Linked DNA regions of Homo sapiens: region 1 is linked to region 2. Evidence: chromatin contacts called from ENCODE Hi-C or POLR2A ChIA-PET data. All regions are on one chromosome and are shown on one strand. The core of a region is the stretch at or near the end of the contact, and the rest is flanking DNA. Distances in the headings are between cores, read along the strand shown.

Region 1 (6,674 bases), core at 476-2,975, 220 kb after region 2:
AACTATGGTGAGATTCCACCATACACCTACCAGAATACCTAAATAATGATAAATCTGACAATACTAAGTGCTGGTGGGAATGCAAGGCAACTGGAACTCTCATAAAAATGGTAGAGAATAGAGAACTACATACACATAAAACATTAAAAAACGTGTAAATCTGAGTAAGTCCCATGTACAGTACCAATGTCAATTACCTGGCTTCTATGCTAACTGTAGCTATGCAAGATGTTAACACTGAGGGATACTGGGTGATCTCCCTATACATCTCTTTCTTTTAAAAAAAAAAAAAAAAAAAAAGATAGGCCAAGAGCAGTGGCTGACGTCGTAATCCCAGCACTTTGGGAGGCCGAGACGGGCAGATCACCTTAAGTCAGAAGTTTAAGACCAGCCTGGCCAACATGGTGAAACCCGTCTCTACTAAAAATACAAAAAAATTAGCTGGGCGTGGTGGCGCACACCTGTAATCCCAAATAACTCGGGAGGCTGAGAAAGAAGAATCACTTGAACCCGGGAGGCGGAGGTCCACTGCGCTCCAGCATGGGTGACAGACCGAGGCTCTGTCTCAAAAACAAATAGAGATGAGGTCTTGCTATGTTGTCCAGGCTAGTCTAGAAATCCAGGGCTAAAGCCATCTTCCCCCTTCAGCCTCTCTAGTAGCTGAGACTACAGGTTAGAACCACCAACCCAGACTTCTCCCTGTACATTTCAATAATTATTTCAAAACTTAAAAATCTGAAAGAAAGCAAACTGCTTGATAGTGGCAGAAAGCAAGCATGAGGGGATTCTGGGGCTTGCTGGGGGTGTTGGCTACCTGGGTGTATGTTCAGTTTGTGAAAATTCACGGAGCGCCTAAGCTATGCACCCTCTTCTGAATGTGTTACCCAGTACTCCAATAAAAGGCTTTTGGCCCTGGAGAGGTGGCTCACGCCTGTAATCCCAGCACTTTGGGAGGCCAAGGCGGGCGGAGCACCTGAGGTCGGGAGTTCGAGACCAGCCTGACCAACATGGAGAAACCCCGTCTCTACTATAAGTACAAAATTAGCCGGGCGTGGTGGCGCATGCCTGCAACCCCAGCTACTCAGGAGGCTGAGGCGGAAAATCGCTTGAACCCGGGAGGCGGGGGTTGCGGTGAGCCCAGATCGCGCCACTGCACTCCAGCCTGGTCAACATGAGCTAAATTACGTCTCAAAAAAAAAATAAATAAATAAAACAGCCGAGCTGGAGGTGTGTGCCTGTAATCCCAGCTACTCAGGAGGCTGAGGCGGGAGGCTCGCTTGAGCCCGGAAGGTGGAGGCTGCAGTGAGCCGAGATCGCGTCACTGCACTCCAGCCTGGGCGACACAGCACGACTCTTTTAAAAACAGGTTTTGTTGAGTGCCGCATTGATCCGGTCCCTCCCACGCCCCCTGTGCTTCACAAAAACGTCAGGTCCGAGCTCCGGCGCGGCGGTCTCCTCCTCCGCGGGTCCGGGCCGGAACTCGGCAGAAGGACGAGCAGCTCCTTGGGGCCGGCAGTCTCCCATCGCACTGAGATTGACACGGCAATGTTTCGGATACTCTGGGTAAAAATTAAATGTCTTACGAAAAGTCCTGTCACCCGTTTCTTGATTACTTTTTACGGCGGCTTCCAGAACCTTTCGTCAGCGCGAGCTCCATGCCCGGAGGCCGCCGTCACCTGCTCTCCGGGAAGGCCCTGGGCAGGCAGGCAGCGCGCTGAAGGAGTCCGGGAGCAGATCGTGCGAGAGAGCGCGCGGGCGCCAGGCGCGGGGGCGGGGCCAGACGTGCGTGCTGGCGGGAGCGCGCGCGCCATGGCCTGAGGCGTCTGGGAACATGCGCGGCGAGGGGACGGGCGGGGCGAGTCCGGGAAGGGGCGGGGCCGCAGCCGCGCCCCTGACTTCCACCGCCTGCGGGTGAGACCGCCTACCATCGCCCGGCGCGCTTGAGCATGCAAGGGGAGGTGGGATTCCCCTGGCCCGCCCCCAAGCCACGCCTCTGGCCTATGAGAACTGAGCTGTCCCGCAGGGACCGAGAGAGGAGCCTCCGCTTTCGCAGGGGCTGGGCGTTCCGGGCGCACTGCGCCCTCTGTTGATCCTCTTAGGAGCTGCGTGGGGACCGTCGGGCCTGCCGTTTCGCACCTGGCCGAAAGGGGTCGCTGTGCCGGGCCAGATCCTATGTAAATTTAGCTGGATAATCTCAGCAAGAGAAAATTGGCTGCAGTGCAAAGAAGCCAGGCTCAAAAGGCAGGGTTATCCCATTTCTATGACATGTCACAGGTAAGACTATGGCAACATAGATCAGTGGCTCCTAGGGGCTGGGTTGACCACCAAGAGGCATGGGGGGCATTGGAAATGAAGGAACTAATTCATATCTTTTTTATTTTGCTTTGGTTTTATTTATTATTTATCTATTTATTTATTTTTGAGACAGTTTCGCTCTTGTTGCCCAGGCTGGAGTGCAATGGCGCGATCTCGGCCCACCGCAACCTCCGCCGCCTGGGTTCAAGCGATTCTCGTGTCTTAGCCTCCCGAGTAGCTGGGATTACAGGCATGCGCCACCACGCCCGGTTAATTTTGTATTTTTAGTAGAGACAAGGTTTCTCCATGTTGGTCAGGCTGCTGTCGAACTCCCGACTTCAGGTGATCCGCCCACCTTGGCCTCCCAAAGTGCTGGAATTACAGGCGTGAGCCACCGTACCCGGCCTGTTTTATTTTTTCTTTAAATCATATCTTGATCATAGTGGTGGGTAGGAAACTATGCATTTGCGTGTAGGAAACACGCAAAACCAAAAATCAGAAAGTGTGACTTCTACTAAATGTAACTACTTTCATTTTTAAAAATTATTTATTTATTTATTTATTTTTTAAGATGGAGTGTCGCCCTGTCACCCAGGCTGGAGTGCAGTGGCACAATCTCAGCTCACTGCAACCTCCACCTCCCCGGTGCAAGTGATTCTCCTGCCTCAGCCTCACCAGTAGCTGGGACCACAGTTACTGGCATTCGCCACCATGCCAGGCTAATTTTTGTATTTTTAGTAGAGACGGGGTTCCACCATGTTGGCCAGGCTGGTCTCAAACTCCTGACCTCAAGTGATCCGCCCACCTCGGCCTCTCAAACTGCTGGGATTACAGGCGTGAACCACTACTGTGCCCAGCCTAATTTTTGTATTTTAGTAGAGTTGGGGTTTCACCATGTTGGCCAGGCTGGTCTTGAACTCCTGACCTCATGTGATCCACCCGCCTCGGCCTCCCAAAGTGCTGGGATTACAGGTGTGAGCCACCACGCCCAGCCAACTACTTTAATTTTTTAAAAAAGATATTAAAACCAGAAAGCAGGTGGTTGCTGGAGACTGGGAGGAGGGGGAAGGAGTGACTGCTTCATGGAGTCATTTTGGAGTGACGGACATGTTTTGGAACCAGGTAGGCTGTGTAACACTGTGAATGTATGAAGTGCCATTGAATTGTTCACTGTAAAATTCCAAGAAAACCTGCAGACTCCTGCCTTTCTGTGAAGAGTTCGTGTCCACTGTCATCGTGGGGTGAGCTGTGATTCTGCCTTCTGCTCTGGCCTCAGTCCCCAAGCACCCAGCACTGTGAGCATGAGGCATAGGAGGGGACCACGGTGTAAATCGATCTCTGGTCACGGAAGAGTGAAGGATTTAAAGGACCATGGCCTAGCCTGGGCAACATGGCAAAACCCTGCCTCTACAATAAAATATAAAAAAGTCAGCCGGGCCCAGGCCAGGCACGGTGGCTCACACCTGTAATCCCAGGACTTTGGGAGGCCAAGGTGGGTGGATCACCTGAGGTCAGGAGTTCAAGACCAGCCTGGCCAACATGGTGAAACCCCATCTCTACTAACAATACAAAAATTAGCTGGGCATGATGGTGGGTGCCTGTAGTCCCAGCTACTCAGGAGGTTGAGGCAGGAGAATCGCTTGAACCTGTGAGGCAGAGGTTCCAGTGAGCCAAGATCGTGCCATTGCATTCCAGCCTGGGTGACACAGCAAGACTCCATCTCAAAAAAAAAAAAAAAAAAAAAAATTAGCCAGGCTTTGTGGTACAGGCCTGTAGTCCTAGCTACTAGGGAGGCTGAGGTGGGAGGATCACTTGAGACCAGGAGGTCAAGGATGCAGTGAACTGTGATCAAAACACTGCACTGCAGCCTGGGCGACAGAGCAGGACCCCATCTCACACCAAAAAATAATAATAAAAATTTAAAAATAGCCAGGCATGGTGGCTCATCCCTTTAATCCCAGAACTTTGGGAGGCCGAGGTAGGCGGATCACTTGAGGTCAGGAGTTCAAGACCAGCCTGGTCAACATGGTGAAACCCTGTCTCTACTAAAAATACAAAAATTAGCTGGGCATGGTGGTGCACTCCCGTAGTCCCAGCTACTTGAGAGGCTGAGGCAAGAAGATTGCTTGAACCCAGGAGATAGAGGATGCAGTGAGCCGAGATCACGCCACTGCACTCCAGACTGGGAGACAGAGACTCTGTCTCGAAATAAAGGACCATGCCAATCCCCAATAGGATGCAATGTCCTTGTGCCGTTATTATCGCCAATTTTTAGAAGAAGAAATTGAGGCTCAGAGGAAGCGGTTTGTCAGAGGGGGAACTGACCTCTGGCAGACCAATTCCAGGATCTTAGCACTTAAACACCACACCACGGGGGGGCAGGGGGGTGCTGGGGGGGTGCGGTTGGAGGGGGTGGGGTTCCCCTCCTAGGGGAGGAGAGGATGAGGCTCAGAGAAGTTACAGAAGCCCAGGAAGTGGCAAAACCTAGGGATTAACCAAAGCGTAGGGACCAAGCAGGGCCCCTGAACACCTGTGTCCTTTCCCAGGTTTTCGGAATCGGTGGCTTGGTTGTCCTTCTCTCCTTGCCGCCCACCAAAGAGCCACTCCCCAGCCTCAACACCATCTTCCATCTTTACAGAATACCCAGGGTCATCCCAGGGAAACTGAGGACCCCAATTTTTCATCGCAACACCACACACAAGCTGAGGGAGTAACTGTGCTCACACACACCCAGTCCGCTTTGGGGGGCCCAAGGAGCCCCCCTACTCTAGATGGGGTAGCCCTGCCCTGGTCTTCAGGCCAGCCCACACCCAGGAGACTCAGAATCTAAAAAACAAAGTACAAACTTTATTTTGTTTCTTTACAAAGGCACGGTGGCCTCTTGGTTTTTTTCTCCCCACTTTCTTAACAAAATATAATAGCTTCTCCTTGAACACGAAGACCTCAAAATTGTAAAAAAAAAAAAAAAAGAAAGAAAAAAAAGAAAAACAAAACAAAAACAGAAAGCAAACCAAAAAGAAATAAAAAACCAACAACAAACAAAACAAAAAGAGAGAGACAGACATTTTTGGGGTGGAAGATGAGACCTGGAGGCAGAGGTGGGGGCTGGGGGGTGGGAGAGTGGCGAATTCTAGTGCCGAGATGGGGAAGGGGGAGGGGGGCACAGCAGCAGCAAACCCCAACCAAGAAGCAACGGAGACCTCCGGGCCCCCAGAATGCCCCAGCCTAGTCTTACCCCCAACCATGTAAGTGCTTAAAGGAGAAAGAAGAAAACCCAAAAAGAGGAAGGAAAGGGGATTGAAGGCTGACAATCCCAGGCTGGCTCTGGGCAGGGAAGAAATAACCTGGGGTTTTGTTTAATTTTCCCTGTTCTTAAAAAACATATTTAAAGGAAAAAATGCTTTTTGGCAGAGAGAGGCCAGGCATCTCCGTGTCAGCTTCCTCCAGCCCCCGGGGCCGAGGCCCCGCCCTGGGGTGCCGATGCTCCCACACGCTCTGCGACACCCCAGCCCCGGGACCTCGGGTTGAGTGGCTTCGTTCAAAGGTCGATTTACAGTATTGAAAAAGAGGTCATAAAAGAGACCCAAATGACATCGTAATTTTGTAAAAATTTCTCACTCATTCGCCCATGTCTCTCCCTGTGGCTGCCCCGGCTCCCTCCAGCCCCCAGAAGGGAGAGGAGGGCTGGGGGGGTAGTCAGGGAAGCTCCCCGTCCCCCGACGGCTCCTCCCGGCTCTGGTCCATGGCGTCACTGTCTGAGGCCTCGGAGTCGGAGGCGGTGTCAGAGGTGGGGGCCTCCGGGCAGCTGCGGACAGGCTTCACGATGACAGCTCGCCGCTGCTCCTCCTCCAGCTCCTGCTTTTCCTGGGTGCCCTCGATGTGCTGGATTGCCTGGACAGGGACGAACCACTGAGAAGGCTCGGCCGGGGATACATGGCCAGCCAGGAGACAGTGGGGGCTCTCAGCCAGCCACTGTCACCCCCAAAACACATAGCCCAGAAAAAAGCCTGGCAAAGCAGCAGGGGAGGCCCGCTAGAGTACAGGAAAAACAAACTCCTTTTACTTTTTTTTTGGAGACAAGCTCTCGCTATATCACCCAGGCTAGAGTGCAGTGGCATGATCATAGCTTACTGCAGTCAGACTCCTGGGCTCCAGCGATCCTCCTACTGCTCCCTCCCTAGTAGCTGGAACCACAGGGGTGCGCCACCATCCCCAGCTAACTTCTGTATTTTTGGTAGAGACGAGGGGGTTCTTGCTATGTTGCCCAAGCTGATCTCGAACTCCTGACCTCAGGCAATCTTCCTGCCTCAACCTCCAAAAGTCCCGGGATTACAGGCATAAGCCACCACGCCTGACCCAGGAACAAACTTTCAAAACCC
Region 2 (6,478 bases), core at 700-3,199:
CAAACTCTTCAAAAATGCCAATAGCAGTAAAGAAAAAAAAATGTGCGGAACTGTTCTAGATCTAGATCTTGAGTGTCCTCTTTTAGGAAAAGATCATCCCTGATTGGATCCTGGATGAACACCATAAAAGCTCTAAAGGATACTGTTAGATGCTGGGGAAATTTGAACATGAACTATATATTTTATAAGAGTATTCTGTCAATGTTATATTTCTTGAGTAGGATAATTTGTTTTGTCTGTACAGGAGAATGTCCTTGTTCATAGGAGATACATGCTGAAGAATTTAAGGGTGCAGGGCCACAATGTCTGCAATTTAGTCAGTTAACGGTTCAATGGCTCAGCAAAGAAAAAAGAGGACAAATATAGATACACACACATACACATATGCACATACATATGTGTGTACTGTATTATATCCCATTCAGGGTTCTTGCACAAATGTGTGTATAATTATATTCACACATACATATATACACACCTACACTGAGACAGCCAAAGAAATTTGGCAAAATGTTAACCACGGGTCAATCAGGTGAAGTGGGATATTAGTGTTCATTATACTATTATTTCAACTTTTCTGTAGGTTTGAAATTTATCAAAATGAAAAGTTGCGAAGGCCAGGCACAGTAGCTCACACCTGGAATCGCAGCACTTTGGGAGGCCGAGGCGGGTGGATTGTTTGAGCCCAGGAGTTTGAGACCAGCCTGGGTAACATGGCGAAACCACTGGCTAATACAAAAATTAATCAGGCATGGTGGTGCACACCTGTAGTTCCAGTTCCTCAGGGGGCAGAGGTGAGAGGATCATCTGAGCCTGGGAGGTCGAGGCAGAGGTGAGCCATCATCGTGCCACTACACTCCAGCCTGAGTGACAGACTGAGACCCTGTCTCAATAAATAAATAAAATTAATTAATTAAAATTAAATTAAAAGTTGGAGAAAAAAGCAAAAGCAAGCCAAAAAACAGACAAGCCAAACACCCGACGCCAAGTGTTGAAGGACTCACAGTTGGATAAGAAAACCAAAAAGTCCGGGCGCAGTGGCTCACACCTCCCCAGCACTTTGGGAGGCCGAGCCGGGCAGATCACAGGGTCAGGAGTTCGAGACCAGCCTGGCCAACATGGTGAAACCCCATCTCTACTAAAAATACAAAAATTAGCCAGGCATGGTGGCCCGTGCCTGTAATCCCAGCTACTCGGGAGGCTGAGGCAATAGAATTGCTTGAACCCAGCAGGTGGAGGTTGTGGTGAGCAGAGATGGCACCACTGCACTCCAGCCTGGGCAACAGAGCAAGACTCCATCTCAAAAAAAAAAAGAAAGAACGAAAGAAAGAAAACCAAGAAGAGCAGAGACGGGACCACCAGGAATGGCAAGATCTGGCCCCCTGCGGCAGGTGGAGGGCAGGACGGCTGCTGGGTGGCTGGCTGTGCTCTCCTGCAACCTGCCTGGTAGATATGCAAAGGCGGTCACCTTATAACAATCAGATTGTACATTTATTTTACGTGGTCTTCCATCTATATCACACAATTTTTTTTTTTTTTTGAGATGGAGTTTTGCTCTTGTTGCCCAGGCTGGAGTGCAATGGTGAGATCTCGGCTCACTGCAACCTCTGCCTCCCTGGTTCAAGAGATTCTCGTGCCTCAGCCTCCCATGTAGCTGGGATTACAGGTGCCCACCACCATGCCCGGCTAATTTTTTGTATTTTTAGTACAGGTGAGGTTTCACCATGTTGGCCAGGCTGGTCTTGAACTCCTGACCTCAAGTGATCCACCTGCCTTGGCTTCCCAAAGTGCTCGGATTACAGGCATGAGCCACCGTGCCCAGCCTGTATCATATACTTTTTTAAAAAGAGACTTTACAGAAAAACAGACTGAGCAAACAGAGCTGCATGCCGGTGCATGAGCAACAAGTTATAATCGCACGCTGGAGGAAGAAAGAGGAAGCCGTCGGCCACACAGCTCCGCTCTGCCAAGGCTCTGCTGCCGTCCCTCACCCGCCCCACCACGTGGCAACCCAATCACAACAATGCCGCCGTCCCCCAGCTGCTAAATGCTCTCACCATTTGGTTGCTGTGCAAACACACCTAACTTAGACTTCAGACTGATGTCCTGGAGGTGCTACAAGATGGCCATTCTTTATGAGTAAGGCTGCCTTCCAGGGTAAAAATTATGATTTTCCCATAAATCACATATAAGCACTTAGCAAAAAATATTTAAAACTCTCATAAGTTTTGGTCCTAAATTCTTTTCTCTTGCTGTTACTACAAAAATGACAGAGACAAAAAATTTATTATTTATAACGGCTTGGAATCTAATTCCAAATGAGTTGCTTCCGTAGATTCACGTAATACTGCAGAACTAAATATGCAAGATTCCCGATTCCAAATGGAGGCCAAATTCCATCCACACAGGAGACAGAGGAACCCTCAGCAGTCTCTCCTTGAAGTAATTTTTTTTTTTTTTTTTTTTGAGACGGAGTCTTGCTCTGTCGCCAGGCCAGAGTGCAGTGGTGTAATCTTGGCTCACTGCAACTTCCACCACCGAGGTTCAAGCGACTCCCCTGCCTCAGCCTCCTGAGTAGCTGGGACTACAGACGCTAATTTTTTATGATTTAGTAGAGATAGGGTTTCACCATGGTGGCCAGGATGGTCTCAATCTCCTGACCTTGTGATCCACCCGCCTCGGCCTCCCAAAGTGCTGGGATTACAGGCATGAGCCTTGACAAGCTGACAACAGTTATCTATGTTCTTCGTCAGTTCATGGACTCGACACCAAAATGCCTGGGTTCAGATCCCAATTCCTGTGAAGGCTTAAGCAATTACTTAACCTCTTTGTGCCTCAGTTTCTGAGTCTGACAGATTATGGCAACATCAGTGACTTTACAGGGTTTTGAGGATTAAATGAGTAAATACTCTAAAGGGCTCAGATCTGTGCCTGGCACATATTAGCACCGATGCTGGCCTGTTCAAAAATTCTATTATTATTTGCTCAACAATTGCCTGAAAACATAGAAAAACTGTCTGCCACATACGCAGATGAGGGGAACAACGAAAGATTTGGTGGGTTTCAGAAGAGGTACAGGCCTGATGGCTGCCGTGCGCCAACAAGGTGAGCCTGCAGATCAGAGACCACGTGCATGAGCCACAGTGCATGTGGCTGCTGTGTCCCCTCTGCCTTCTCGGTCTTACACAAATGGTCTCTTGTGGCTCAAGTTACATACAGAGCTCCAACTTAGCCAAGGTGACGCAAAACGAACTCACTACACGTACCCCTTGTCAACTTGGTGTCCATATCTACTCCTCTTTTCAACCGTACTTAACTTCCAAATCAAGTAAATAGCAACTAGGCTTCCATGCCATATAATGCTACTATCCGTCTTACAACCAAAACCATGCTAACCCTCTCCCCAGAAGAGGAGCCAAAGTCCTTTTATGAACTTTTTTTGAGACAAGGTCTCACTCTGTCACCCAGGCTGGAGTGCACTGGTACGATTTCGGCTCACTGCAACCTCCGCCTCCCAGGTTCAAGAGTTTCTCCTGCCTCAGCCTCCTGAGTAGCTGGGATTACAGGCACCTGCCACCAGGCCCAGCTAATTTTTGTATTATTAGTAGGGGTTTATTAGATGGGGTTTCACCATATTGGCCAGGCTGGTGTCAAACTCCTGACCTCAAGTGATCTGCCTACCTCAGCCTCCCAAAGCGCTGGGATTACAGGCATGAGCCACTGCACCTGGCCCAAAGTCCTTTTACATTCTATCTGAGTGGTTATCCGTTGGCACCCCATGGAATGAAGAAGGAGACTGAAGTGATAACATAAGGCTGGTAGCTGACAGACCCCTGAAGTGTAACTATGAAGGCGGGCTGTGGACCTTGCCGGCTGGAAGCAAGACCCTTCTGGTCATCTTTACTACCAGGTAGAGAAGGAGAAGACACTCACCGCATACCAGGTACCAGGAAATGTGTTGATTTGTTCCAGCAACAAAAACACATCTGGCACAGCAGCTGTAACTGCAGTCACCGCCTAGTTTAAGTTTATGACAACCTGCTGTCATTCTCTAAGATCCATCCGTCTTCTAGACAAGCCAAATATGGATTAAACGGAGATGTGACACGATCACCACCCTTGCATCTTTCAAGTCCCTGATGGTGGCACTAATCTCTGCCATCCTCCCAGGAATGTGATAATTGCTTTGGGTTGACTATTTTGGTAGACAGAGGCAGTTCTGGCAGCTTCCACTTGGCCTTTGCTACCACAACAGCCCTCACTCCAGGGAACCAGTGTCAGAATTCTGCCAGGTGCTAAGTAGATATATATTTACTTATGCATTGCAGAACTGCAGAAAGAACCACAGGACAGCTATTATATCTTAATAATTACTTAATATATAATACACAATGATATGTGGGTATTAAATATTATGAGTCATTACTCTGAAATGGATTAAAGTTAATATAAGTGTAATTGCCATACAGAGTGATTATGGGTGCCCACTCAAAAGTCAGCCATACTCAATTATACACAAAAACACAAAACACACGTGCACACATGCTTAGATTGCCTCGCAAAGCCTATATGCATGGGAAGCCAATGACACACACGAGGAAAGATGGGAACACAGAGCTGCTTCTTGGTTTCAGGGAATCCTCACTTCTTTCTTCCTTCTCAGGGAAATTTCGCTTTGTTTCATGCTCGACCTCCAGCCTCCCAGGTCTTGGCCTTAAAGATTCCAAGGGGGCCGGGCACGGTGGCTCACACCTGGAATCCCAGCACTTTGGGATGCCGAGGCAGGCGGATCACCTGAGGTCGGGAGTTTTGAGACCAGCCTGACCAACATGGAAAAACCCCGTCTCTACTAAAAATACAAAATTAGACAGGCGTGGTGGCACATGATTGTAATCCCAGCTACTTGGGAGGCTGAGGGTGGAGAATCACTTGAACCCGGAAGGCGGAGGTTGTGGTGAGCCCAAATCGTGCCATTGCACTCCAGCCTGGGCAAATGAGTGAAACTCCATCTCAAAAAAAAAAAAAAAAAAAAAAAAAAAGATTCCAAGGGGCCCCAGCCCCCCTCCCTTCACTAAAGACAAGCCAGCTCCTTAGATCCCATGATGCCAGAGCTGTGATCTTCCAGTACACTGGAGAAGCTCCTTGTATCTTCCTATCTCCTAGTAGGCTGATTTCATCCACCAACAGCCACAGCACCTTGAAGCAACCCAGGAGCTGCTGTTTCCCGTGATCATGTGGTCAACCCTGGTCCTTCAAACTTCTTTCAGAACTCACACACACACCACGTCCCCTTATGAGTTTTGAGCAGAATGCTTTTTCTTTGAAAGTCTGTATTCAACACCCCCTTTTTATTTATACAAACTTGGAGGGTATGTGAGAAATTTTATGGCATGTATATAATGCGCAGTGATGAAGTCAGGGCATTCAGGGTGCCCATCACTCAAATACAATACATTTTGGTTTTGGGGTTTGTTTGTTTTTTTTTTTTTTTTTTTTGAGACAATCTCGCTCTGTCACCCAGGCTGGAGTGCAGTGGTGCAATCTCGGCTCACTGCAACCTCCGCCTCCCAGGTTCAAGCAATTCTCCTGCCTCAGCCTCCAGAGTAGCTGGGATTACAGGCACCCACCAACCACCCGGCTAATTTTTGTATTTTTAGTAGAGAAAGGGTTTCGCCATGTTGGCCAGGCTGGTCTCGAACTCCTGACCTCAGGTGATCTGCCTGTCTTGGCCTCCCAAAGTGCTGGGATTATAGGCGGGAGCCACCATGCCCAGCCACAATACATTTTTTGTTAGGTGAGAATATATATAATATTAGAATAATATTACTCTGCTCTCAAGCCTTGAACTTATTCCTTCTACGTTACTGCATGATGGTACCCTTTAACCGACTTCTCTTGACCCTTCTCCTCCCCGCCACTCACCCTTCCCAGCCTCTGTTACCCTTCTTGCCACTCTCTACCTCCATGTGATCAAACCTTTTAGCTCCCACATATAAGAACATGCAATATGTCTTTTGTGTCTGGCTTCCTTCACTTAATGACTTCCAAGCTGGGCATGGTGGCTCATGCCTGTAACTCCAGAACTTCGAGAGGCCAAGGTGGGACAATCGCTTGAGCCCCAGGAGTTCAAGACCAGCCTGGGCAACATAGTGAGACCCCATGTCTACAAAAAATAAACAAAATTAGACAGGCATGGTGGTACATGCCTGTGGTCCCAACTACTCGTGTGGCTGAGGTGGGAGGATCATTTGAGCCCAGGAGGTCAAGGCTGCAGTGAGCTATGATTGTGCCACTGCACTCTAACCTGGGCAACAGAGCAAGACTCTTCTCTAAAAAATAAAAATAAAAAATAATCATAATAATAATGACCTTCAGTTCCATCCATGTTATTGTAAATAACAGGGTTTTGTTCCCCTTGATGGCTGGACAGTATCCCACTGCATATACATATACCACAGTTTCTTTACCCATCCATTCG

The links. Hi-C counts contacts between places; a loop is a spot of excess contacts on that map. ChIA-PET counts read pairs that join two places held with the same protein, here RNA polymerase II (POLR2A). Pooled maps may share reads with other maps.
Region 1: a loop to region 2 is called in a pooled map, with 2.8 times the contacts of the local background. The contact joins the promoter of LINC01569 here to the enhancer-like site in region 2. A Hi-C loop is called at or near these places in 2 of 50 pooled maps. POLR2A ChIA-PET finds 5 or more read pairs at or near these places in 2 of 52 experiments (A673 and activated CD8-positive, alpha-beta memory T cell).

The regions. Positions count from the first base shown.
Region 1 is chr16:4,252,064-4,258,737 of GRCh38, forward strand. It overlaps LINC01569 (long intergenic non-protein coding RNA 1569), which reads right to left and starts at 1,726. Exons shown (of 3, transcript NR_039999.1): 1 at 1,584-1,726. TFAP4 (transcription factor AP-4) reads right to left here. Exons shown (of 7, transcript NM_003223.3): 7 at 5,123-6,186. The coding sequence ends at 5,992. RefSeq lists enhancers at 608-1,230, 1,295-1,504 and a silencer at 1,735-1,994.
Region 2 is chr16:4,030,987-4,037,464 of GRCh38, forward strand. All of the region lies in intron 2 of ADCY9 (adenylate cyclase 9), which reads right to left. Among named protein-coding and RNA genes, the nearest start is that of ADCY9, 82 kb to the right of the region's middle. Within about 2 kb of position 1,950, at least 6 of the 41 ENCODE cell types and tissues checked have a DNase peak (open chromatin) inside an H3K27ac peak, as active enhancers do.